Linked DNA regions of Homo sapiens: region 1 is linked to region 2. A link is an interaction called in ENCODE POLR2A ChIA-PET data of the cell type or tissue named here. Cell type or tissue: GM12878. All regions are shown on one strand. Each heading gives the region's core, and the rest is flanking DNA. Links, peaks and the distances in the headings are about the cores only. Region 1 holds the start of LOC105376267 (a long non-coding RNA gene). Region 2 has its middle 11 kb from the start of DENND1A.

Region 1 (12,269 bases), core at 2,062-10,061, 59 kb before region 2:
TTCCTATAGGCTAATTTTCTCAAGCATAAAGAAATTCAAACAAAACAAAACAAAAACAAAAACAAAATCTCCTGGCACTTTGCAATAAAATACAAATGCTAGTTGTAAAGAGCTTGTGCCGATCTCTTGCAGGAAGAAATGTTCAGATGGCCCTGTTTTAGTGCTGAGTTTTACTATCTGGTAATGGATTCTAGACAGTGAAGGCAAACATTGATAGGTCATCAGACTCAGGTTTTGAATTTCTGTTTGTGTTGAGTGAGATGAGCTCACCCAAATTTACTTTTAAGCTACCATGTCAGCCCTCGAAAGTAAAAAGGCAGGGGACAATCGACACTATTTAGAATTTCCCAGCTACTTGGCCATTTCAGCTTGCATCTCCATTTCTGGGGGCTGCCATAATTAGAGCGATCTATTTTGCATTTACTTCTCTTTGCAAGCACTACATTATTCACTCTTTCCTGTGCTTATTAAACAGTGCCACCTGCACCAAATTCAACAAAGCTCTTCCATCAGTCGGGCCCAGCGAAGGATCCCAGACCATATATTATCATTAATTGAAGCTCAGTTGAATTGTTGACGATAGAGTCAACAGCAAAAGCAACACATTTTCTAGGAGCTGTTTATAAAAATATTTTAAACAAAAAAAAATGCATTCTCCAAATCGTCATCTTTTACAAACTCATTTCATTCCTTCTGTACAGTAATTCAAGCAGCAATTAGCAAGTCTTTTAATTAATGAACTATTCCCTGTATGTCACCAAGGTGCCTGCAGCACAAATGTCCTCCTTCATAGGTACCAGCAGATGCAGTCGATAGTTTGTCCCCCAAAGCCTTAGAAGCTGACTACCTCGACAGCCCTAACACTAAAAAAAGGATGTGAAGAGCCAAAGGCAAGGCTGGAAAGCAGAGAACAATTTTCAGGAAAGTAGCCATGGAGAGTATGAATCCAGAGAAAGGGAAAGACAGGAGAAAGGGAACCAGCAGCAGAGGGGAGAGGCAGAATATGAATGTCTAAAGACATCCATGGCTAAAGAAAGGCACAGAAAGTTTCTGGCAAAGGTGGGATCATCTCTGAGCTTCAGCTACGTTATAAAGGTACCTTACATCCTAATGCTGATGATTTACACATTTTTAAGAGCCTCAAACCTCACTGTGGCTTGTTCTTTTAAAAGCTTCCTGCTTTGTTCAAAATACTGCTTATCTTTGGTATTGTCAACAGCTCTGCTCTGGGAGAGATTAATTAAGTGATAGGTCAGACACAATGAGGTGAAAGGGCATGTCCACCCAATCAGGACTGATTCATCCGTTTCTAGGTGGATCAACTTTTTTGAGGGATGCCAATTTTGGTTCAATTTCCAGGGGGTTTTATCAATAGGGATGCCTCAGCTCCTCTGGTGAGGGGCACTTAGCTGGTAAAGACTGGTCTGCAGATAGAAAAATCAAAAATCTTCACTTTGTTTTTTTAAGATGTGGAAACAAAACATAACTATCAATTGTCTGTATGCTTAAGTTTTACCGATCTGGGAGAAGGCTGATTTATTGAATCCTTTTACAAAATACAAAATAGCTAATTGGGTGGTTATAATTAAGATTGCTACGCACCACAAAAAAAAAAATAAAAAGTTCGCTTTCTCTCCTCCCCCCACTGTTTTTCATTGCCCTTTTCTTTCAAGTCCACTTTTAATTTCTAGAAGGTAATATCAGAGAAAAATAGAAAAGAGAGAGAGAATGAAAAAGAAACAGAGATTTTCAAGATGTCATCTCTTGATGGTGGAGAGACAGAGAATGAAAAAGAAACAGAGAGATTTTCAAGGTGTCATCAGCTTAATTTTTCCAGACCAATTAGAGGTTACCTTTAAATCTCCATCCTTCACCCCCTCCACACCTTTCTAAATAGATCTTTAGACTAGTGAGAAATTAGTTCATTGGGAAGGGTCATGTGGTTGGCTTACCAGGTTCCTAACCAGAAGGGTTTTAGGGACCTTAGACCCACTCCTAGAAATGGCACCCTCCCCATCTCTCTGGCAGTCTGGATCAAAATTGTGGTTGCAAAATTGTGTGTGTGTGTGTGTGAGAGAGAGAGAGAGAGAGAAAGAGAGAGAAGAAAACTCCCAGCCTGTGAATAAGGCCAGGCTCAGGTAAGGTGACTATTATTGGCAGACCCCAAACAAAACATCTGGAATATTTTTACTCTATTTTTGAACACTCTTGAAAATGAGCCTCACATTTTCCAAGGTATTTTGGGGGCAGGGAGGAAGTATGGGGGTGAACAATGGTTTGGGTTTATGCAACTGACCAGCCATTTCCCCTTCTCCAAAGAAATGTAGAAGGCTAGTTTCTTAACTATCTAGTTGTTTAAATCATCTGGGATCCATCTATATTTATAAAACTGAACAGAAATACTTAACAGCCTGATCAATAGCCATTGACCGTCGGTGCACCTCGCACCCTAACATGCACAGCTTGATCATGTATATTTGATCATTGAAAAATTCAAAGCATCTTGCAGCAGTGTATCAAGCTTCCCATAAAATAGTCTGCCTCTTTCTGTGGTCTTAAAAGAGTGTGTTTTTCTCTCTCCTGCATTTATCTATCTATCCACCTATTTATCTACACACACACACACACACACACATTTCCCTTCCTGGAGAATTTATTGCTCATATATTTGATGAAGAACAAGGTAATTAACTGCCTGCGAGGCTGTACATCTGGGCGGCACTTCATATCCATTGCAATAATAAAACACTTTTTTCACATTTTAGCAAAAGAAAGGCTAGTCCTGCCCACAGATTCAGAGGACCCCAGAGTCTCTGCCTGCAAAGTCTCCTTGTTATAAATCCTGCCTCCCTCTTAAGTGATGGCAAGCACAATTGCACCAAGGGGCACTAAGTTTATCTGTGCAAAAGCATCACTGGAAAAGCTTGTCCCTTCTCAGAGCTTCAGCATCAGCTTGTGGGGGTTTGAAACAGACACAGCTGGCTCCTCCATCCCCAGCCTGCTTGGCAGCAAACCGGGGCAAGAGTCCAAAGGACTGATCCTGTGAGGGGCCACAGGTAGAAGAGATATATTTTGGGATCCCAAGGGTTGTTGTCTTGAGCATGTGTCGCTAAGAACTAATTACTCCCAAAGGACCCGATCCTGCAGATTTTTCTGATATTCTGGGGTCAAAAAATGGATTCCAAGTTTCTCCAGAAGGTATCCCAGATCCATCCAAACTACTCCAAGATCCTGGGCAGAGGAATACAAGCTGGCACAAGCGTGCTCCAAGCCCCCAGCACAGTTCTTATAACTCCAACCTCAGAGACCACCCCTACCCCCCCTACCCCCAGCCAGCAAAACAAATTACCTGCAGAACCTCCCATCTCGGGAGTCCCCTGCTCTGTATTCCCGACCGTGCCCCGCACAAATTATTCGGGGCCCTTCCTTTTAAAAGCAGCAGCATCTGGGCTGAGGCTCCCTCCTTTAAAGGGTGGGGGGAGACTTCATATGATAATATGTGTAATATGATATGGAATGACAGAATGCATGACAGTTGCCCATAATACAGAGAAGTCAGTCAAAGGACAGAGGGGACATTTGGATAATTACCATCTATTGGCTAGTCAATCACGCGAACAGAGAGAAACTGCACAAAACCCACAATGGAGTTGGGAAACAAAAGAGACCCGAGCCAGACTCAGGATTAACCGGTCTAAAGCGATCTAAATGCTTTTGTATCTGAAGAACTGAGGCTCCCGGGTTGCCCCCCCCACACACACACCAACAATCCCAGGGAACTAATTGCGGGGATCAGAGTTAAAGCTCTCTCCCTCCTTTCCCATTTCTCTTTGTAGACTGCTCACCACGCAGAAAAAAAAAAATGATTTCTCTCTCTGTGTTCATTAAACTATTTTAAAGTTAAAGAGGTGGGGGAGGGGGATAGATGTAGCCCCTCAGTCCAGAAGCTGGGATTCCTCTGCCGTCGAAGAGGCTGGGACAGTCTCGGTTGGTCTCAATTCTTTGTTTCAGGGTAAAGTCTTCCTTGCTTGCCCCGTGGAAACAAATGCCCCTTGCACCTGGGCTGCGGCTGGGCAGCTGCCCCTTTCCTGCGGGCTACTACGGATTGCTGGTGCCCTGCTTTGGGTGAGGAGTCCCCACAGCTGGCCCCTGCACTAGAAAAACACAAGGTAGATCCCTCCAGCTGAAGACAAATTGATCTGCACAGCCAGGATTATGGGGGTGAAGGGCAGCATAGGAATGGGTCTAGCCTTGGAAATGGGAAAGTGAGCCACAGAAGGTGGTTCCAAATTGTGGGGAGAGAGAATTTCCTTTTAAACTGGGGAGTGAGAAAGAGGAAGAAAATCCTTCTAAATTGGAGGAGGGAGGGGATGTGCTTAATTGGGGAAGAGGAATGGGAAAAGACTCCTGCTTGAGAAGAAGGGTGGCAAAGAGGTGATTCCTCAAAAGAGACACTGGAAAATAATGTCTATAAAATTTTAGGGATTCGGAGAGGATAGTGACAGAGGAAGAGAATTCCTTAAAAGAGAAAAAGATCTGGACAGAAGATCTCTGTACCTGAGCGTGAGACTCCCCCACGCTCCAGACAGAGCGGCAACTGCCAGCCACTTGCCACCAGGTCCTCCCTTTGACAAGCCCAACTCGCCCAAAGCCCTCCCGGCCCGACGGGGCCCTCCCGTGCTCCCGGCTCAGTGGCAGCGGCGGTTCCCGGTCCGGGTCCGCGGGTGCCTGCCGTGGCCCTCCCCGCACCACGCGCAGCCCTCCAGGCCCCCGGGGCGCGCCGAGGCGCTTCCTTACCTTGGTGAGTCCTCCGCAGCGGGTGTGGCCGGCTCTGCGGGCGGCCCCGGGCCAGGGCCGGGGGGCGGGGGGCGGGGGTGCCGGGCTAGGGGGGAGCGGCAGGGTGAGGGCTGGGGGCGCGGGCACGGTGCCCAGCGGGGGTGAGGGGGCCGTTGGCAGCCCCAGGGCCCTCGGGCGGGCCGGGCCGAGCCGGAGGAGGTGCGCGGCGCGCGGGGCCGGGGAGGGGCGCCGGGGCCCGGGCCGGAGGGCGGAGGGCTCCCTCCTGAGGCGGGCGGGGTGCTCCAGCCTGCGGGGCCGGCCCGGAGCCGGGCTAGGCGCGCGGGAGGGAGGCCCGGCGCCCGGGGAGCCGAGGACTGGGCGCGCGGATCAGAGGGGCCGTTTTTCTTGCCTCGGCTGACAAATCAATCAGGGCCAGCCGGGCGCCGGGAGCGGCCACCCGGGCTGCGGCGCGCGGCTCCCCGCTCGCCCCGCGTTGCCAGCTGCCGGCCGCCTGGAGTGGGCGCGGGCCGCGGCGCGGGCTGGCTGCGGTCATTAGGCTGCGGGCGCGTGCGGCCGGGGGCGGGGGCGGGGGCGGCGGCGAGCGCCGGGAGGGGGCGGCGCGGCGTCCCCCGCGTCCCCCGCGTCCCCGGCCTCCCCACCCCGCCCGCCGCCGTCCCGCGCCCGCTAGCGCTCGGCGTCCCCCGCCCCCCGCTCCGTGGCTGTCACCGGCCGGTCCCCCCGGCCGTCCCCGCCCGCCTCCCCCTGTCTCTTTCCATCTCCCGGTCTCCGCGGCGTTTCTCTGCCTCCTTCCTCGCCTCTCCCGGCCTCTCTGGCTGTCCCCGGCTCTCTTCCTCACTGCCTCTCTCTTTTTCTCTTACCCCTCTCTCCTCGGCTGCTCTCACCACTTCCTCCCTCCCTCTCCGGCTTCCTTCTACCTCCCCTCACTCTCCCCCCTTTCTCGCCTTGCTCAGGGGGACTCGCTATCTCTTTCTCTGTCTCTCCTTGGAACAGCGGCCCCCAAAATGCAACTGAAGCCATTTCCCTGCTCTGAGACCTCGGACAAGTCACTCCCCGCCAGGGCTGCAGTTTCCTGTCTCTAAAAGGAGTTGATGAGCAGCTCTAGGTGGGGTGGCGATGGGGGACGCAGGAGGTGCCCCGTGCCTGTGGTCCCCTGTTGAAGTTCACGCCTCCTCAAATGCAGCGGCCACCCAGCGCTCGCTGGGTGCCATGTGTGCCCCACAAAACACCTTTCCTCAGCCTCGAGGACAAGTACCAGAGGCCAGTTCCGCGGGAAAAGTTAATGGTGGTTTCCTCCAGGGTCCCTAAAGCCCCTCCTGAAAAGTGACTGTGGTTCCCCTCCCCCTGTCCTCAGGTTTTGAGTGGGCACAACCTAAGCTGGATCTGATAGGCCCTGTCACCTGCTGGTTCCTCCCTGGTTGACACCAAGCAGAGGGGCAATGCTCTCTCGCTGTCCTTAGACCCAAGCAGGAGAAAAATCTACCCTCCCTCCTTCCCTCCCCATTCCCCATCACACCATGATTGGCTTTTAAGCTTCAGGGATGTTTCCCGGACCGAGTGTGGCTTCAGAGTCAGAGAGATGTGAGTTCAAGACCACTTGCTTAGGTAAGTCACACTGCTCCAAGTTTCAGTTTCTTCATCTGTGAAATGGGAGCAATAACCACCTCTTTTTCAGGATTGCCATTGAGATCATTCGTGGAATCCATAAAGTGCCCAGCCCACAGGTTATTTATTCTGTCCAGCTTTTATTCAAGCTTTTTGCTTAGCACTGAGGAAACAGCAATTCACGAGGCAGGCATGGTCTCTGCCTTCATGCAACTTGCATTCTAGGAGGCAGACAGACTGTGGACAGCAATTACAGAATTTCATGACAGTTATACAAGTGCCATGGAACATATAGAGTACGATAAGACCAGATATCCAGGGAAACTGACCTGGTCTGGGGCTCAGGAAGGCCTTTCCCAAAGTGTGATGACATCGAAGCTGAGACCTGAAGTCAATTGGGGCACCAGGATTGCAGTTGGTAGGAAGTGGGCAGGGGGTGCTAAAAGAGGTGGTGGAGGGAGAGCGTTCCTGGCACGAGGGAGCAAGGCCAGCGCGAAAGCCGGAGTGGCCGGTGTGGGGTGGGGAGCGGGATGAGGCTGCAGAGGTGGGCGGGGCCAGGCGTGGGCAGGCAGTGTCTTGTAGGCTGTGCTGGGAAGTCCCGGCCTCAGCGCACAGAAACTGCTCTCATGAACCCTCAACCACATGAGTCCCGATTTCCCCTTTTCTGAGCTGGAAGGAAGAAGCCAGGCCAGCATGCAGACTCATTCTTTGCCTTTGGTTATTCCTGGGGGCTGCCATCTCTTGTCCTCTCCTTTGCTATGTCCCAGCACTGTGCACCCAAAGATGTCATTGCCTACTATGACAGCCATGCCCCCACCCGAGGGCCTCCCTGGCAGCACACACTCAGGCTTGGTTTCTGTTTGTGCCCTTAAAGTCAGGCCCACAGGAGGCATCGTCCTTGGCCACTGATCCCCTGTTGTGTGCCAGGCCCTGTGCTGGGCATGGCCCCTGTCCTCACAAAGCACTCCTTTTTCTGGGAAGACACTTTTGAGCACACAGGGATGCAATGACCATGATGAAGGAGTCTCATGGGGGACCTGAGGCATGGGGCTGGAAGCTCTTTGAGGGCAGGTCCATCGTGTGTTTTCTCACCTCGCATCATCATCAGGGTGTGGCACTGTGCCTGGCACCAAGGCAGACACTCAGAAACACGTATTTGGAGGATGAAAAAGAAAAGTGGAGTTTAAACATAGAAGGATGAAGGCTCAGTAGGAGCTCAGAGAGCCACAAGAAAGGGGGAGGAGACCTGCCTCTGAAGCTCTGTAAGGAGGAGGCAAAGGGCTCTGTAGTGGGAGGGAGCTGATGCTTCTGGGGCTCCTCCTCCTGGGGCCAGGCAGGTGCTGGGCACTTTTGTGCAGTTCCCTGGGCCAACCTCCACAGCGCCCCGCCTCGAGGGCACCATTGGCCCCACTTTTCTGTTAAAGCGCTAGGGTCCAGAGGGGTTGCGTCACAGGCTTGAGGTCACACAGCCAGTAAGAGCCTGCGCCCGGATTTGAACCCTGGTCCGCCTGCTCCTCTTTACTAAAAGGAGGAAGCAAAAGAGGAGGAGAAGGCAGAGGAAGGCGACGACTGAGAACAAAAGAAGAGCAGTGGCAAAGGAGTGAGCTCCATGAGTAATTTTTCAACTTAAAAACAATTCCCATTTCCCAGCCCTGCGGAGGCAGGCGCAGCGGATCTGAGGCGAGGCCGGCCCTCTGACTCGCAGGAGCCTGCCAAGGGGCCCCGGCAAGCTGCTTCAAAGTCGGCCTCTTCAGCACAGGCGCTTTTAAACTTCACACGGGAAACTTTCCAGGGCTGACTTTTTGCACTTTGTTTCCAAATCAAGAGATGGGGAAGTCCCTCTCAGCCCAGCGGGGAGGCGATCACACTGCGAGACTTGCCCTAGGGTTTTTGGCTTGGCACTGAGCTCCTCAATAGGGCAAATGGGCTGATCCCCAGATGTAGGGGTGTGGGGCCCTGTCCCCTGCCCGAAATGGGTTCCCAGGAAGAATTCAGGGTGTGGGCTTGGCAGCCAGTGCCCCCCTACCCCCCCTCCGTCCCCAGGGTCCCCAGGGGGGATAAGGCCTCTCTTCCTGTATCCTCCCAAGTCTGTTTCTACCTGGGTTCCAGGTGGCTTTTGTGGACAAGATGCGACCACCTCATGAGGATCAAGATGTACTCCTTGCTCTTCTCTGCACAGCAGTCTCAAAACTAGGCTACACCGTCTGTCTCCTCTGGTCACCATTTTGAGAGGCAGCAAGGGTCTTCCTAACCCTCAGCTCCCTCTGATTTTTGGAATTCAGATTTGGATTTTGGATGTACATCAAGAGGCTGGCTCCACGCATTTTAATTAAGTTGTCTTTTTTCATTTATTACTAATACACTCCTCTTAACTATGATTTATTGGTTAAACAAAGCACCATAAGCCGTCACTTATTCATCTTAATTTCAACAAAATTAAAGTAGTCGCTGTTAGATTGCACCTAATTGCACTTGCAATGAAAAGAACGGAGATGTTAATCAAAATAAATTGAAGATAAACAATAAAATCATTACATCTTTGCGGTGGTAAGTGTAACTAATCAGTTTTGACTCGAAGTGACCGAGCAGGAATAATGAATGTGTCACCGAAGGCACGCTCATTAAGGGAGGCTGCCGGGACCTGGTCCTCAGGGCAGCAAACAGCCACCCTGCCCATGTGGCTCTGAGGGTTCCTGCCTCCTGGGCTGGGCAGAGGGACCCCAAGGAGTAAAGTGATTCAGGAGGAGGCTCAGAGAATGGAAGCGAGTCATGGATGGGGGTCTCTGAGGCTGCCCTGCTACAAAGGGGTCCTCTCACTCTGATGGGAAAGAGGTCCCAGGCTCGTTACTGGACAGCCCAGGAAACCAAGGATGGGGTGAAGGCAGCTGGAAGACAGACAGACAGCCCGATATCCAGGGAATATAAACAGGCAGATGCACTGCAGGGTCACAGTAGAGAAGAGTCAAGCATTAAGAGACAAGGAGAGCTGGGTGCGGTGGCTCACGCCTGTAATCCCAGCACTTAGGGAGGCTGAGGCTGGTAGATAACCTGAGGTCAGGAGTTCAAGACCAGCCTGGCTAACATGGTGAAACGCTGTCTTTATTAAAAATACAAAAGAATTAGGCAGGCATGGTGGCGCACACCTGTAGTCCCAGCTACTCAGGAGGCTGAGGCAGGAGAATTGCTTGAACCTAGGAGACAGAGGTTGCAATGAGCCGAGATTGGTACCACTGCACTCTAGCCTGGGCAACAAAGTGAGACTCCATCTCAAAAAAAAAAAAAGAGAGAGAGAAGGAGAGTTGGGCACAGTGGCTCATGCCTATAATCCCAGCACTTTGGGAGGCCAAGGCAGGTGGATCACTTGAGGTTAGGAGTTTGAGAACAGCCTGGCCAACATGGCTAAACCCTGTGTCTACTAAAAATACAAAATTAGCTGGGCATGGTGGTGCACACCTGTAATCCCAGCTACTCGGGAGGCTGAGGCAGGAGAATTGCTTGAACCTGGGAGTCAGAGGTTGCAGTGAGCCAAGATTGTGCCATTGCACTCCAGCCTGGGTGACAGAGCGAGACTCTGTCTCAAAATAGAAAGAAAGGAAAGAAAGAAAAGAAAAAGAAAGAAAGAAAGAAAAGGAAAAGAAAAGAAAAGAAAGGAGAAAGAGACAGGCAGAAGAGCAGTGAGGGAAAGGAGTCTGGCCAAGGCCAGAGATGGACAATCAGACAGGGACAGACAGAGAAAGGAGCTGCAGAGGGAGGGAAAGCGAGGCAGCTCTGACAGTGATGGAGGAGGGACGGGGAACCAGCTGAGTGAGGAGAGGGAGGCAGAAGAGAGAACCAGGCCGATCTGCAGAGGTGGAGGCTGTGGGTCATCATTCAATCATCGCTCCTGTGAGGACTATACATGCACATTTTCATTTGGAGCCAGTTAAAGCTCGGGAGCTTTCAGGTTAGGATTCTGGGGACACAGCAGTCCTCAGCAGTCTGGGCAGGTAAACGACTGTCAGGATGGAATCCCTGGACTGGGATCAGGAACACAGGGGGAGTGATCATGAGTACTGAGGCAGAGGGCCACCTGGAGGACTCCTGGGCTCATCCTCCCACCACAGGGCTTTCATAGCCCTTAAAGGGTCCAGATGGGGCTCCTTCCTCATGTCACAGGCCTCTGTGCCAGCCTTTGGGTTGCTGGCCTGGACACCAGATGCTGTGCAGAGTTGCTCTGGCTGAGGCTGCCTTAGCAACACCCTCTTTCCAGTCTGGGAAGATCCAGAATGTGGGCAACTTCGGGAAATGGGAAAATCAGAAGATACATCCTGGTAGGACTGGGGGCAGAGACCAGGAGAGACAATCTGAAAGATAAGTATTTTTTGAATACCTACCAGGTGCTTAGCCCTGGGCTGGACCTGGGAAATACAAAGATGACCCTCTAGTCCCAGCTACTGGGGAGGCTGAGGCGAGAGGATCACTCAAGCCCAGGAGTTTGAGGTTACAGTGAGTTGTGATCACACCACTGCGCTCCACTCGAGCCTAGGTGACAGAGCAAGAGACTCTGTCAAAAAAATAAAAAACAAATACACAGATAAATCAGATATGACCTTTCTCTACCTCAGTTTCCCCATCTTTAAAAGTAGGGTTAATAACAGAACCTACTTCACATATTTATGATGAGGATTAAATGAGTTAATGCTTGTCAAGAGCTTAAATGGTGGTTGACCCTTGGAAAGGGCTTTATGTGTTTGTTAAAAATAAAAATAAAGTAAGTCTCTGCCCTTATGAAGTGCAGAGTTCAGTCAAGGAGACAGACTCGTTAGCAGTCAAGTTCTGTCGAAGGGGTGAAGGATGCTCTGGGGCCCAAAGTGGAGCGAAAGCCTCCAGCGAAGCAGGAGGAGTAAAAACTAGTCAGATCAGGGCTCGGGGAGGGGAAAAGAGTGGTCCAGGCAAAGGGGACCATGCAAAGGCACATAGGCAGGAAAAGACAGGATATGCCCGGGGCTGTCAAGCAACTTGGAGTTGAGGCTGAAGACCAGGGACTTAGATCTTGATAAGCCTTGGCAGGGACGATGGAAGAGCATTTGGAGGGACATGCTGGGGTTTTTTTCCTGGCTGCTCTGCATGCCTTTACTATATTTAGGGTGGGACTTTGGGGATTGCGTCCTACTCCTTTCCTCCCCTTCTTTCCTCCCAGTCCAGTGGTTCTGGTAGAAGCAGTTCCACCAGGACTCCAGGGGAAGCGGCATGTGACCCAAACCTAAGCCAATCCGTGCATTCCACTGCTGTGGCCACAGTGATTGGCTGAGGGACTGGCAATCCGGCCCAATGGCAGCCCATCCTGGGCTTTGGCTTGAGGACCTGGGAGAGGTCTTTGATCCCTTCTGCTGGTCTCTAATCTGACAGGATGTAGGGGCTGGGGCCGCTGTCACGACCTCAAAACCATGGGGCTTCTGAGACCGAAGCCAACACAGCAGAAGGCAGCAGCACGGTGGAGCGAAATGAGTTCCAGTGACGTCGTTTGAGCCCCAAATCCAGCCGAGATGAAGCCAGCCCTAGTCCCTGGCCTTTTTGAGTTTATGATCCAATAAATTCCTTTTTGTTTAAGCCAGTTTAGGTTGGGTTTTCTGTTACTTGGAACAGAAAGCGTTCTAGCTGATACAGGTTTCAAACAGGAATGCAACGCCGTCATGTGTTTTAGTAATGTCACTCCGGCAGCCGCGGTGCAGCAGAGGGACTGGAGGGAGTGAGGTTGGAGGCAGCCACGCCAGTGGGGAGGCCGACGTGGTCATCCCAAAGAAGGCTCGTGACCAAGAGGAAGCAGAACTAGCAGCTCTGGTCTCCGCCGCTGGATTCGCTTCCTGAGGATGCCGTAACAAATCGCCATG
Region 2 (12,269 bases), core at 2,862-10,861:
AAAAAAAAAAAAAAAAATCTCACGACTGGCATCACTTATTCTTTTTTTTTTTTTTTTCCCTGATACAGTCTCTCTGTCCCTCAGGCTGGAGTGCAGTGGCACAATCACAGCTCACTGCAGCCTCAACCTCCCTGGGCTCAGGTGATCCTCCCACCTCAGCCTCCTGAGCTACGGGGACTACATGTGTGTGCCATTACACTAGGCTAATTTTTTTTGTATTTTTTGTAGAGACAGGGTTTTTCCATGTTGCTCAGACTGGTCTGGAACTCCTGGCCTCAAGCAGTCCGCCTGCCCTGGCCTCCCAAAGTGCTGGGATTACAGGCATGAGGGACCTTGCCCGGCTCATTCTTGAGATAAGAGCTGTGTTAAGAACCTGGCCTGCCAGGGTAGGGAGTGGGACATGAGCACATTGTGAATTAACATCATGGAACAGCTGAAGAATTCAGAATTTAGTTCTTCCTAGCTGTGAGTCTGAACTCTGAAGAAAAGTATATATGTGTGTGTGTTTGTGTGTGTGTGTGTGTGTGTATTTTATATGTGTGTGTGTGTGTGTGTGTGTGTGTGTGTGTGCAGAGAGAGAGAGAGAACCATTGTAGGTACACGTTAAATAGTATCATTTGTTGGTTGATTGTTAATGTTCAGGCACAGAGGAGGGGAGGGGTGGGTGTGTATTTCATTTTTGCATATGCTGTTCTCTCCATGGAATCCCCACCCCGACTCCTGCTCTTTTCGTTTTCAATGAACAAGTATGTTTATATGTTGAGCATTTACTACACACCGGGCACGTGGTGGTGGCTGGGTCCCTGCCTCCTGGAGAAAACAACAAGGTAGGTGCTATTTTCCAGGTTCCATACAAGCTGCCTCCCAGACAGAGGGACAGACTTTCTCTGATGTCTTTATGAAATTTGAAACCAAACACGTGGATCCATTTTCCTTTGCCGCTCTTCAGCTAGAAAACTTCTCTTCATTAGGGTGTCAGCATAAACCTCACCTTTTCTAGAAGACACTGATGGGGTTTCAGGACACACTACCCCAAACCTTGGCATTTGAGAAAACAGCAAAAGCAGGAAGATCGCTCTGCCCTTCCCCTCGCCCTTTTCCCTGAAGCAGGCCATAAAAACCTCATCCAAGAGTGCCCTCCCTGCAGCGGGAAGAAAGGAACGTGTTTATCTCTAAAGACACAGAGATGCCAAGAAGAATCTGAACAAACAGGCCTTGCTCAGATTCCTCCAGTGACTACCATGAGATCATATGCTTGTTCCCCAACTGTGCTTCTTCTCAAAACTAAGTGTATGGATACTCTGTCGCCAGGCTGGAATGCAGTGGCGCAATCTCCGCTCACTGCAACCTCCGCCTCTCGGGTTCAAGCAATTCTCCTTCCTCAGCCTCCCGAGTAGCTGATATTACAGGCACCCGCCACCACGCCCAGCTAATTTTTTATTATTTATTTATTTATTTATTTATTTTTGAGACGGAGTCTTGCTCTTTCACCCAGGCTGGAGTGCAGTGGCGTGATCTCGGCTCACCGCAAGCTCTGCCTCCCGGGTTCACACCATTCTCCTGCCTCAGCCTCCCAAGTAGCTAGGACTACAGGTGTCTGCCACCATGCCCGGCTGATTGTTTGTATTTTTAGTAGAGACGAGGTTTCACCACGTTAGCCAGGATGGTCTGGATCTCCTGACCTCGTGATCCACCCGCCTGGGCCTCCTAAAGTGCTGACATTACAGGCATGAGCCACCTCGCCCGGCCCACATAAAACATATTAAATACATTTGTGTGCTTTTCTGTAGTTAATCTGTCTTTTGTTATAGATACCTCAGCCATGAACTCGGCAATGGGAAGGAAAGATATTTCTTTTCTCTCCAACACCATTGACAGTCACTGCCAGAAGTCAGGTCCCCGGTTACCAGTTTCCTTCATATCCTGGACTTCTCTCTCCTCTGATTCATCAGGCTTGCAACTGTGATTATTTGTTACGCTATTTATTTTATTTATTTACTTTTTAAATTTTTTTATTATACTTAAAGTTCTAGGGTACATTTGCACAACGTGCAGGTTTGTTACATATGTATACATGTGCCATGTTTGTGTGCTGCACCCATTAACTCGTCATTTACATTAGGTATTCCTCCTAATGCTATCCCTCCCCCCTCCCCTCACCCCACGACAGGCCCTGGGGTGTGCTGTTCCCCACCCTGTGTCCAAGCGTTCTCATTGTTCGGTTCCCACCTATGAGTGAGAACATGCGGTGTTTGGTTTTTTGTCCTTGCGATAGTTTGCTCAGAACGATTGTTTCCAGCTTCTTCCATGTCCCTACAAAGGACATGAACTCATCCTTTTTTATGGCTGCATAGTATTCCATGGTGCATATGTGCCACATTTTCTTAATCCAGTCTATCATTGATGGACATTTGGGTTGGTTCCAAGTCTTTGCTATTGTGAATGTTACGCTATTTAATATCATCCCTTCCGCTAGACTGTAAATGCCATGAGGGGAAGGTGTGTGTTTTTTCACTTTAATATCCCTCAGCTCCCATTGCTGTGCAATTAGCCTTCAATAGAAATGTATTGAATGAGGAAACAGGCAGAAGAGAAAGCATTCTGAGGGCAATAATGTAAAATAAACAAACACATGCATTAAAAACCTTGTCTTTCTCTTTCTTTCTTTCTCTCTCTCTCTCCCTTCCTTCCCTCCTTCCCTTCTTTCTCTCTTTCCTTCCTTCCTTCCTTCTTTCTTTCCTTCTTTCTTTCCTTCCTTCCTTCCTTCCTTCCTTCCTTTCTTTCTTTCTTTCTTTCTTTCTTTCTTTCTTTCTTTCTTTCTTTCTTTCTTTCTTTCTTTCTTTCTTTCTTTCTTTCTTTCCTGACACAGTCTTGCTCTGTTGCCCAGGCTGGAGTGCAGTAGCACAATCATAGCTCGCTGCAGCCTCAAACTCCTGGGCTCAAGCCATCCCCCTACCTTAGCCTCCCCAGTAGCTAGGACTACAGGTATGCAACACCACACCCAGCTAATTAAAACAATGTGTTTTTTTTTCTTTTTTTTTTTTTTTTGGTAGAGACAGGGTCTTGCTATGTTGCCCAGATTGGTCTCGAATTCCTGGCCTCAAGCAATCCTCCCGCCTTGGTCTCCAAGAGCACTGGAACTACAAGTATGAGCCATTGCACCAGGCCTTGTCCTTCTTTTTGAGCAGCTGAGATGAGAGGGCAGGGCTTTGGCAAACCAGATTGAGCTCAATCTTTTGGGGCAAAACCAAGGAAAGGAATAATAATATTATTAATAATAATATTTTATTATCCAGTCACTCAGGCTGGAGTGCAGTAGTGTGATCTCAGTGCATTGGAGCCTTGACCTCCTGGGCTCAAGCAATCCTCCCATTTCAGCATCCTGAGTAGCTGGGACCACAGGTGTGCACCCCTATGCTTGGCTAATTTTTTTGTGTTTTTTTTTTTGTAGAGATGGGGTTTCGCCATTTTGCCCAGCCTGGTCTCAAACTCCTGAGCTCAAGCCATCTGCCTGCCTTGGCCTCCCAAAATGTTGGAATTACAGGCATGAGCCACTGCACCCAGCTGGGATAATTATTTTTCTCATCCACTTCTTGTTGCTTGGGGGTGCTGAAGGCAGCTGAACATAGGGTTTGCCAGGCCCATGAGGGAAGCCCCTCAGGGTCTCTCTGCTGGAGGCTGGGCCCCCCAGGTCTGCACCTCTGTCTAGGGTTTCATCTCTGTCACATCTGTTTCCATCCCCACCCCTATGCCCCACACCTGAAAATCTCCTGTCTGTTTTTGTTTTTTGCCAAGTGTCTTACCTCTCCTGGGAGGGCCCAGGGCCCTGTCCCCATTCAGAGGCTGGAGACCTGGGGCTGGACTTGCCAGCAGACCCCAGCCAGGCCACCATGCTCCTCCCCCAGACCCCAGTGTGGCCTTGATTTCTTTCTTCAAAAGCTATGCTGGCTAGGCCACGCAAGATCCAGCAACAGTTCCCACCAAACTCCCAAGCTGACTGCAGACATTTGTGCTGTCAACAGAATTGCAGAAAATGCAATTCGTGTTGTTAATGAGCAGCTTGTTTGGGTAAACAAACCAGGTGAGGTGAAAAAAGTGATGCTCTCCAGCAGGAAACACAAGCGAACATTAACCAGATGGAGAGCCGCGCGCTTCCACACACTTCCTATTCCGGGAGGCTCTGGGTGGCTGCAGCGGACATTCCTGGCACTGCCTGGGACCTGGGACGCTGCAAGCCTTCTGCCTGGCCTGAATCTCCTCCCAAAGGGGAAGAGCCACTTTGTACCCGGCACCGCCCTGGGCCTGGCACTGTGCCTCACGTCTTGCCTGGCCTGAGCCTGGTTTATCATCAATCCTCATAGCACCATACAAAGTACATGTCACAGCTGGGGAAACTGAGGCTCCAAGATAAGGAAGATGCTTGCCCCAAGTCAGGATGGTGGATTTGAGCCCAGGTCAGTCCAGCCTGATTTCTCAAGTCTATGGTCTCACCAGTGTCCCACACCCCCCTTGCCCTTGTCCCCTGCCTCACCCTCCCCTCTCAGCCTCAAGGAGGCCTCCGTGGCTGCCACTGACTGTCTCCTCCCTCAGACTGTGCAGCTGAGGACATTTTTAGCTTCCCACAGAGGAGATTCCCTGACTATCTGGTCAGGACAGCACAGCTTTCTTTCTTTCTTTCTTTCTGTCTGTCTTTTTTTTTTTTTTTTTTTTTTTGACACAGAGTCTCCCTTTATTGCCCAGGCTGGAGTGCAGTGGTACAATCTTGGCTCACTGCAACCTCCGCCTCCTGGGCTGAAGAGATTCTCATGCCTTAGCCTCCTGAGTATCTGGGGCCACAAGCACACGTCACCACGTCTGGCCAACTTTTTTTGTATTTTTGGTAGAGACAAGGTTTCCCCATGTTGGCCAGGCTGGTCTCAAACTTCTGACCTCAAGTGATCCACATGCCTCGGCCTCCCAGAATGCTGGGATTACAGGTGTGAGCCACTGCGCCTGTATGGCTTTCTAAAAGTTGCACAGGTAGATCTTTGACTAGCTTCCTCATAACAACAAAGTCTGTGTGTGTGTGTGTGTGTGGGTGGGTGCACGTGTGTGTATGTGTGTGTGTGCACAGCCATCCGTTTATTCCAAGAGGAACGGCTTGTCCCTGGAAAATCAATAATTTAGAGGCATTCACAGTCCTCACATAATAAGATGACTACATACTCTGTTTTGTTAGCCTCAGATCATTCAGGAAAACACACACACACACACACATACACACACACACACACGGATGGATGTGGCTATATTTTACAACCATGAATGATATGGGTAATTGCAATGGCTAAATCTGTCTCCTATACAGACAGGGCCAGGAAAAGGGAGGTTCAATTCTACATATGTTTCTGGCTCGCTCTCTGCATTGCTCAAGAAAAAAAACCTACATCACATTCATATGTTATAATGCTGTGAGTTATTTTCCCCTTAGCATTCAAGGGTAAAGAGTCCATTAAGCTGTCATTGGCCACATAACCAGCAGGAGAAGTCAGGGCAGACAGTTTGGCTTTAGCTGCCCTGGAGCACACGTGCTCTGCCTCAAGAAGAACACTCGATGGTGTCTGTGTGCATTTGCCCTAGAAGCAGAAATCAATTACTCCAACGGCTATTAGAGGGATGATCTGGTTGGGCAGGCTTGCTGTGATCGCAGCCACTGTTCATTCTGGAGTTCCTTATATGTATTGTATCTTTTTTACTACCAGAGTCTTAGAGAGAGAAGGAGGCTGTCACAGAACCAGAACATGGTACCTGCTGGGGTTTGAGGTATGAACTTTCCAGCTCCAAACCTTATGCTCTTAACCACTAGGCTATCCTGCCTCAGCTGCAAATGTCAGTGGTTTACTTCATACCCAACATCATGGGAGCTCCCAGCTTTTGAAGGGCCACATATTACATGTCAGGCCCCATGGATGATCTCATTTCATCCTCACCACAACCCTATAAGGCAAGCACTTCTATGATCTCGATGTAATAGCTGAGGAGACTGACGCTTGGGAAACTGGAAGGGACTTGCCCAAAGTCCCCTAGCTCAAATGCAGCAGGTATGTGAACAAAGGGAGTTGGTTTTCCACTCTGCTAAGCTGCCATCCGGCTAGCAGCACAGGCCCAGAAGCAGGGGGAGCTTCCACAGGCAGCTGCCTTTGCTGAATTCAGAACAGCCTTCACGGAGCAACCCAGCTCCTTCCTTCATGGAGGTGGAAGCCTTTCCTTTGAATGAGCCAATTATTTTCAGCAAGGTTGTTTTTATTTTGTTTTGTTTTGTTTTGTTTTTAGACAGAGTCTTGCTCTTGTTACCCAGGCTGGAGTACAATGGCGTGATCTTGGCTCACTGCAACCTCTGCCTCCTGGAGTCAAGTGATTCTCCTGCCTTAGCCTCCTGAGTAGCTGGGATTACAGGCATCTGCCACCATGCCTGGCTAATTTTTTTTTTTTTTTTCAGTAGAGACAGGGTTTCACCATGTTGGCCAGGCTGGTCTCAAACTCCTGACCTCAGGTGATCCACCCACCTCAACTTCCCAAAGTGCTGGGATTACAGGCATGAGCCACCGCGCCTGGCCTAGAATGAGCCAATTATTTTCAAAAAGCAAAAAATAATTTATGCATATTAGCTAATGAGGATGCTGTTCAGGATATTTTTAGCTGAGTGGAGAGAGAGAGAGACGGGAGCTTGGTAGAACTTGTTTTGGAAGAAGAGGAGAGACAGCTTGGGAATCAGGCCTTAGCACAAGCCTCAGCTCTTACCACAAGCCTCAGCTCTTACCACTTTTGGTTGGGTGACATGAAGTGGGGTTGGAAGCAGGGATCATCTCTCTTCTCTGGAAGTGTGTATCATAGTACCAATCTTCCAAGAGCATTGTCAAGATTGAAGATAATGTGAGTAAAACACATAGTCAGTAGTCACCAGCTGTACCTATGATAATTATTCATTTATCAAATATTTATTATTGCTGAGCCTTCAGTGTTTACGGATATAACCATTTTATCCTCACCACCATCCCATGAAGTACTAGGTTGGTGCAAAGGTAATTGCAGTTTTTGCCATTAAAAGTAATGGGCTCTTAATCTCTACTCAGACGCTAAGGTAAGTCAATCACTGTCACTCATTTTGTGTGCCTTGATTTGCGACATAGGAGAAATACTGGGACAAAAGCTTTAGAATTCACTGGGTGCGGTGGCTCATGCCTGTAATCCCAGCACTTGGGGAGGCTGAGGCGGGCGGATCACCTGAGGTCAGGAATTCGAGACCAGCCTGGCCAACATGGCAAAACCGTGTCTCTACTGAAAATACAAAAATTAGTCAGGCTTGGTGGCAGGTGCCTATAATCCCAGCTACTCAGTAGGCTGAGGCAGGAGTATTGCTTGAACCTGGGATACGAAGGTTGCAGTGAGCCAAGACCACACCACTGCACCCCAGACTGGGCGACAAAGCAAGACTCCATCTCAAAAAAAAAAGCTTTAGAATTCAAACAACTAAAATTTCTACTAACAATTAAAACACAAAAATGGTTATGTGAGGTGTCTCTCTAGAAGGGGCAATTAAAATAAATAAGATACACGCACATGTGTGCAAGCGTGCACGCATGAAAAAAAGTATAAAGAAAAACTTTAGCAGAGAGTCCAAGAGTCCAACACACTTTCAAAATGTTAGAGCCGTATGGTGACTATTTTCAAAATGGAAGAGAACTGGGCCTCTGGAGTTTAGGCTTGGGTCTTGCCTAAAAGACTGAGCCAATCAGGTGGAAATGGGAACAGCCCCAGGGGAGGGGGTCCTAGAAGTCCTGACAAGTAGAATTAATATCCAAAGTGAGTTGGGAAGAGTCAAGGTCAGGCCTGGGAAAACAAGGCATGTATCAAATCCTAGAGATGAGGGAGAAGGAATGGCCAGGTAGGAGGTGCGGAAGCAAGTTCAAGCACACAGAGGTCCTTTTACAGGGTGTCCAGCCTGAGCCATAGTAGATAAGCAAGGTGGCTGAAGAGGCTACACCAGGCCAGGTTCTGAACTGTGTCTGAACTGTGTCCCCAACACCAAGCATGAGGCACCAAGTACAGAGTGAGCCCACTGGAAATGTCTGCTGAATGCTCTGCTGCCAGACTGGGGAGAGAAATGTGGAGCAAGAAAGTCCTAATCACAGGACCTGGCACACAGGAGGGACTTGGAAGAAGGGTGAATGGATCGTTCATGACACCTTGCTTGGGTCTTCTAGTTCAGCCAACCAAATGCAACCTAAGTTCCACTGACTGCCCCTTAGGAAGTCAGCCTAAGCCAGTGGGATGCAGGATTCAGAGCTGAAGGCTGGTGACACGTGAGGGAGAAGCAAGCAGGCTGCTGAGGCCCTGTGGGTACTCATGGGAATGCCATTCATACTGGCATCTGGGTCAGGCTTAAGTCAGTGGTTCCACACCTGTTCGTGGATCTGCATCACTTGTGGAATTTGTTAAAACACAGCGCTTCTTATCTCCCTTCTGAAGTAGAATTTCCAAGACTGGACTCTAGACGCCATGTTACAGACAAGCATCACAGGTGATACTGGTACACACAGCTAAATAGGGGAACCAAGGCTTTAAACCATGAATTCTCTCTGGCCGTTCTTAGAATTCAGCTTTTATTGGTCGGTTGGTTGGTTGTTAAGAAGACAAATATATAATAGTTAACATTGAGCCATTGCAATAAGATTAATCATGTACTTCCCATGCATTAACACATTTAACTTTCACAATGATTCTATGAGGAAGGGACTATTCTTTCCATTTTACAAATAAGAAAACTCAGTCTGAGAGAGGTTAATAATTTTCCTAAGGTCTCACACACACAGCCAGGCAGTCTGGCTCCAGAGCCCATTCTCTTAGCTTCCATGAGAAGAGACTTAAGTATATCACTTTAAATCCATGTATAGGTCAAGTGTGGTGGCTCACGCCTGTAATCCCAGCACTTTGGGAGGCTGAGGAGGGCAGATCACCAGAGGTCAGGAGTTCAAGACTAGCCTGGCCAACATGGGGAAACCCTATCTCTACTAAAAATACAAAAATTAGCTGGGCGTGGTGGTATGCACCTGTAATCCCAGCTATCTGGGAGGCTGAGACACAAGAATCGCTTGAGCCTGGGAGGCGGAGGTTGCAGTGAGCTGAGATCATGCCACTGCACTCCAGCCTGGGCGACAGAGTGAGACTTTTTCTCAAAAATAAAATAAAATAAAATAAAATAAAAATAAGTCCATGTATAGTCAGGAGAAGAGGGGACTGCAAAGAAATTACATGTGCTATTTATTCTTGTTTTGTATTTTTTAACAATATAGTACACTATATACAATATACAATATAGTTATACTATATTAGTTATACTAACAATATAGTTATACTAACAATATAGTTATTACTAAGAAAAATAATGTTTGATGAATTAATGAATAAATCAGTGAAGGAAAACCACAGCAAGATAAAACATTGTATCTTAGGGAACTAACCAATGATCCCAGAATCAGGAGTTAGGCCATCTGAGCTAAGTTTTCATGGCTTGCTGGCCATTAGATCTCAGGTAAGTCATTCAAGCCTGCTCTGTATCAGAATCTTTTTATTTTATTTTATTTTATTTTATTTTATTTTATTTTATTTATTTAGCCTGTTGCCCAAGCTGGAGAGCAGTGGCAGAATCATAGCTTACTACAACCTTGAACTCCTGGGCTCAAGCGATCCTTCCACCTCAGCCTTCAGAGTAGCTGGGACGACAGGTGTGGACCACCATGCCCGGCTAATTTTCTTTTTAATTATGTTTTGTAAAAATGAGGTCTTGTTGTGTTGACCAGGCTGGTCTCAAACTCCTGGCCTAGAGCGATCCTTCCACCTTGGCCTCCCAAAGCACTGGGATTATAGGCATGAGCCAGCATTTCTGGCCAGAATTTTCACTTTTAAACCACGGACAATAGCTCTCCCTGATTATTGAGCAGTTGGGAAAATATAAACTATTAAGTATCTGCAAGGTAGTTGATATGGTTTGACTGTGTCCCCACCCAAATCTCATCTTGAATTCCCATGTGTTGTGGCAGGGACCTGGTGGGAGGTAATTGAACCATGGGGGCAGGTCTTTCCCCTGCTGTTCTCATGATAGTGAATAAGTCTCACGAGATCTGATGGTTTTATAAAGGGGAATTTCCCTGCATGAGCTCTCTCTTTTTGCCTGCTGCCATCCATGTAAGATGTGACTTGCTCCTCCTTGCCTTCCACCATGGTTGTGAGGCTTCCCCAGCCATGCGGAACTGTAAGTCCATTAAACCTCTTTCTGTTGTAAATTGACCAGTCTCGGACATGTCTTTATCAGCAGTATAAGAACAGCCTAAGACAATGGTATTATTAACAATAGTAAAATAATGAACATCTATCCAGAGAACAGGTGAATGTCCAGTCTGGGATTACTAATCACAAATGAGGAAAGGCTCAGGCACTCATACTTAGTTCTCAAAAGGAGATAATGAGTCTTACTTATCTCATACACACAAAAAAATTACTCAAAATGGATCAAATACCTAAATGTCTAAGAGTTAAAATGATAAAACTCTTAGGAGAAAAGGAAGAGACTTCATGACATTGGATTTGGCAGTGATTTCTTGGATATGACACCAAAGGCACCAGCAACAAAAGAAAAAATAAGCTGAACTACATCAAAATTAAAAGCCTTTCTGCATCAAAGGACACTATCAACAGAGTGAAAAACCAATACACTGAATGGGAGAAAATATTACAAATCATATATCTGATAAGGAATTAACATCCAAAGTATATCAATAACTCCTACAACTTAACAACGACAAAAAACCCAATCTGATTGCAAAATGGGCAAAAGACTTGAATAGACATTTCCCCAAAGAAGATATACAAGTGGACAACAAGCACTTGAAAGGATGCTCAAATCACTAATCATTAGAGAAATGCAAATTAAAACCACACCACAGTGAGATACCACCTCACATCCATTAGGATAGCTATTAGGAAAAAAGAAAAAAGAAACCCCAAACCCCAAAATAACAAGTGTTGGTGAGGAAGTGGGGAAATTGAAACCCTGGTGCACTGCTGATGGAAATGTAAAATGGGGCAACTGCTATGGAAAACAGTAGAATAGTTCCTCAGAAAATCTTAAAAGAATTACCACATGATCCAGCAATTCCACTTATGGGTATTATCCCAAAGAACTGAAAGCAGGGTCTTGAAGAGATATTTGTACACTCACGTTCATAGCAGCATTATTCACAAGAGCCAAAAGGTAGAAACAACCCAAGTGTCCATTGGCAGATGAATGGAGAAACACAATGTGATCTATACATACCATGAACTACTATTCCTTAAAAAGGAAGGAAATTGTGACATATACTTCAGCTTGAATGGACATTGAAGACATTATGCTAAGTGAAATAAGCCAGTCACAAACAAATAATGTACAATTCCACTTATATGAGGTTATATGAGAGTGGTCAAATTCATAGGCAGAAACTAGAATAGTGGTTGCCAGGAATAAAGTGGAGGGAAGGGAGGATGGGAGGGGGAGTTGTTGTGCCATTTCATGGGTATAAAGTTTCAGTTTGGGAAGATGAAAAAAGTGCTGGAGGAGGATGGTGGTGATGGATGTATAACAATGTGAATGTACTTAATGCCATTGAAATGTACACTTTAAAAATGGTTACAGTGGTCAACTTTCTGTTATGCACATTTTACCACAATTTTTAAAAATGTATAAAAAATAGAAGGTGAGCAAATGCACCAACTGAATATACTAAGTTCAAATTTAAGAAAGCACTTCCCAAATCTTGTTCTGTGGCTTATTATTCTTGAGGAATGTGCCTCAAAATAAGGGTTTTGTGGTTGTTTAGTTATTTTTTCAAAAAATATTTACCGGTCACTGCCTGCGTGCTAGGCTCTGTACTAGATGTTGAGAAGTAGGTATGGACAAACCTGATGTGGTTCCTCTCTTTATCAATTTGACCATTTAGCAGAATAATATTCCCATTCATTGAAAACCAAATATAGAGCAAGAAGCTTAAATTCTTCATTTTGTTTTATCTTTGTAAAGTGGGTATTATCATCCTCTTATTAAAGAAGAAGAAACCAAGGCTCAGAAAATTTAAGTAACATTCTCCAAGTTCACCCAACTAGCAACCTGGGTCCATCTGGCTCCAGAGTCACAATAACCAAAAGAAGAAAGCAATCCAGGATGGGCGCCGTGGCTCACGCCTGTAATCCCAGCA

The links. ChIA-PET counts read pairs that join two places held together with the same protein. Peaks named below come from ENCODE experiments on the same cell type or tissue, not always from the same donor. Only the 100,000 strongest peaks of a DNase experiment are listed, where the experiment ranks them.
Region 1: POLR2A ChIA-PET joins it to region 2 with 13 read pairs; 3 of 35 experiments call an interaction of 5 or more read pairs at or near these places.

Annotation. Positions count from the first base shown.
Region 1 is chr9:123,992,778-124,005,046 of GRCh38, reverse strand. LOC105376267 (a long non-coding RNA gene) reads left to right here and starts at 5,660. Exons shown (of 3, transcript XR_930333.4): 1 at 5,660-5,899; 2 at 6,328-6,399; 3 at 7,928-8,939. RefSeq lists enhancers at 1-221, 3,591-4,091, 6,215-6,969, 7,049-7,158, 11,415-11,915 and silencers at 4,752-4,821, 5,012-5,171. In GM12878, for the core only: no CTCF peak of the experiment used is centred there; DNase peaks (open chromatin) are centred at 7,036 and 8,206; H3K4me3 peaks cover 2,553 bases; H3K27ac peaks cover 2,132 bases.
Region 2 is chr9:123,934,720-123,946,988 of GRCh38, reverse strand. No RefSeq gene overlaps it. Among named protein-coding and RNA genes, the nearest start is that of DENND1A, 11 kb to the right of the region's middle. In GM12878, for the core only: no CTCF peak of the experiment used is centred there; a DNase peak (open chromatin) is centred at 5,968.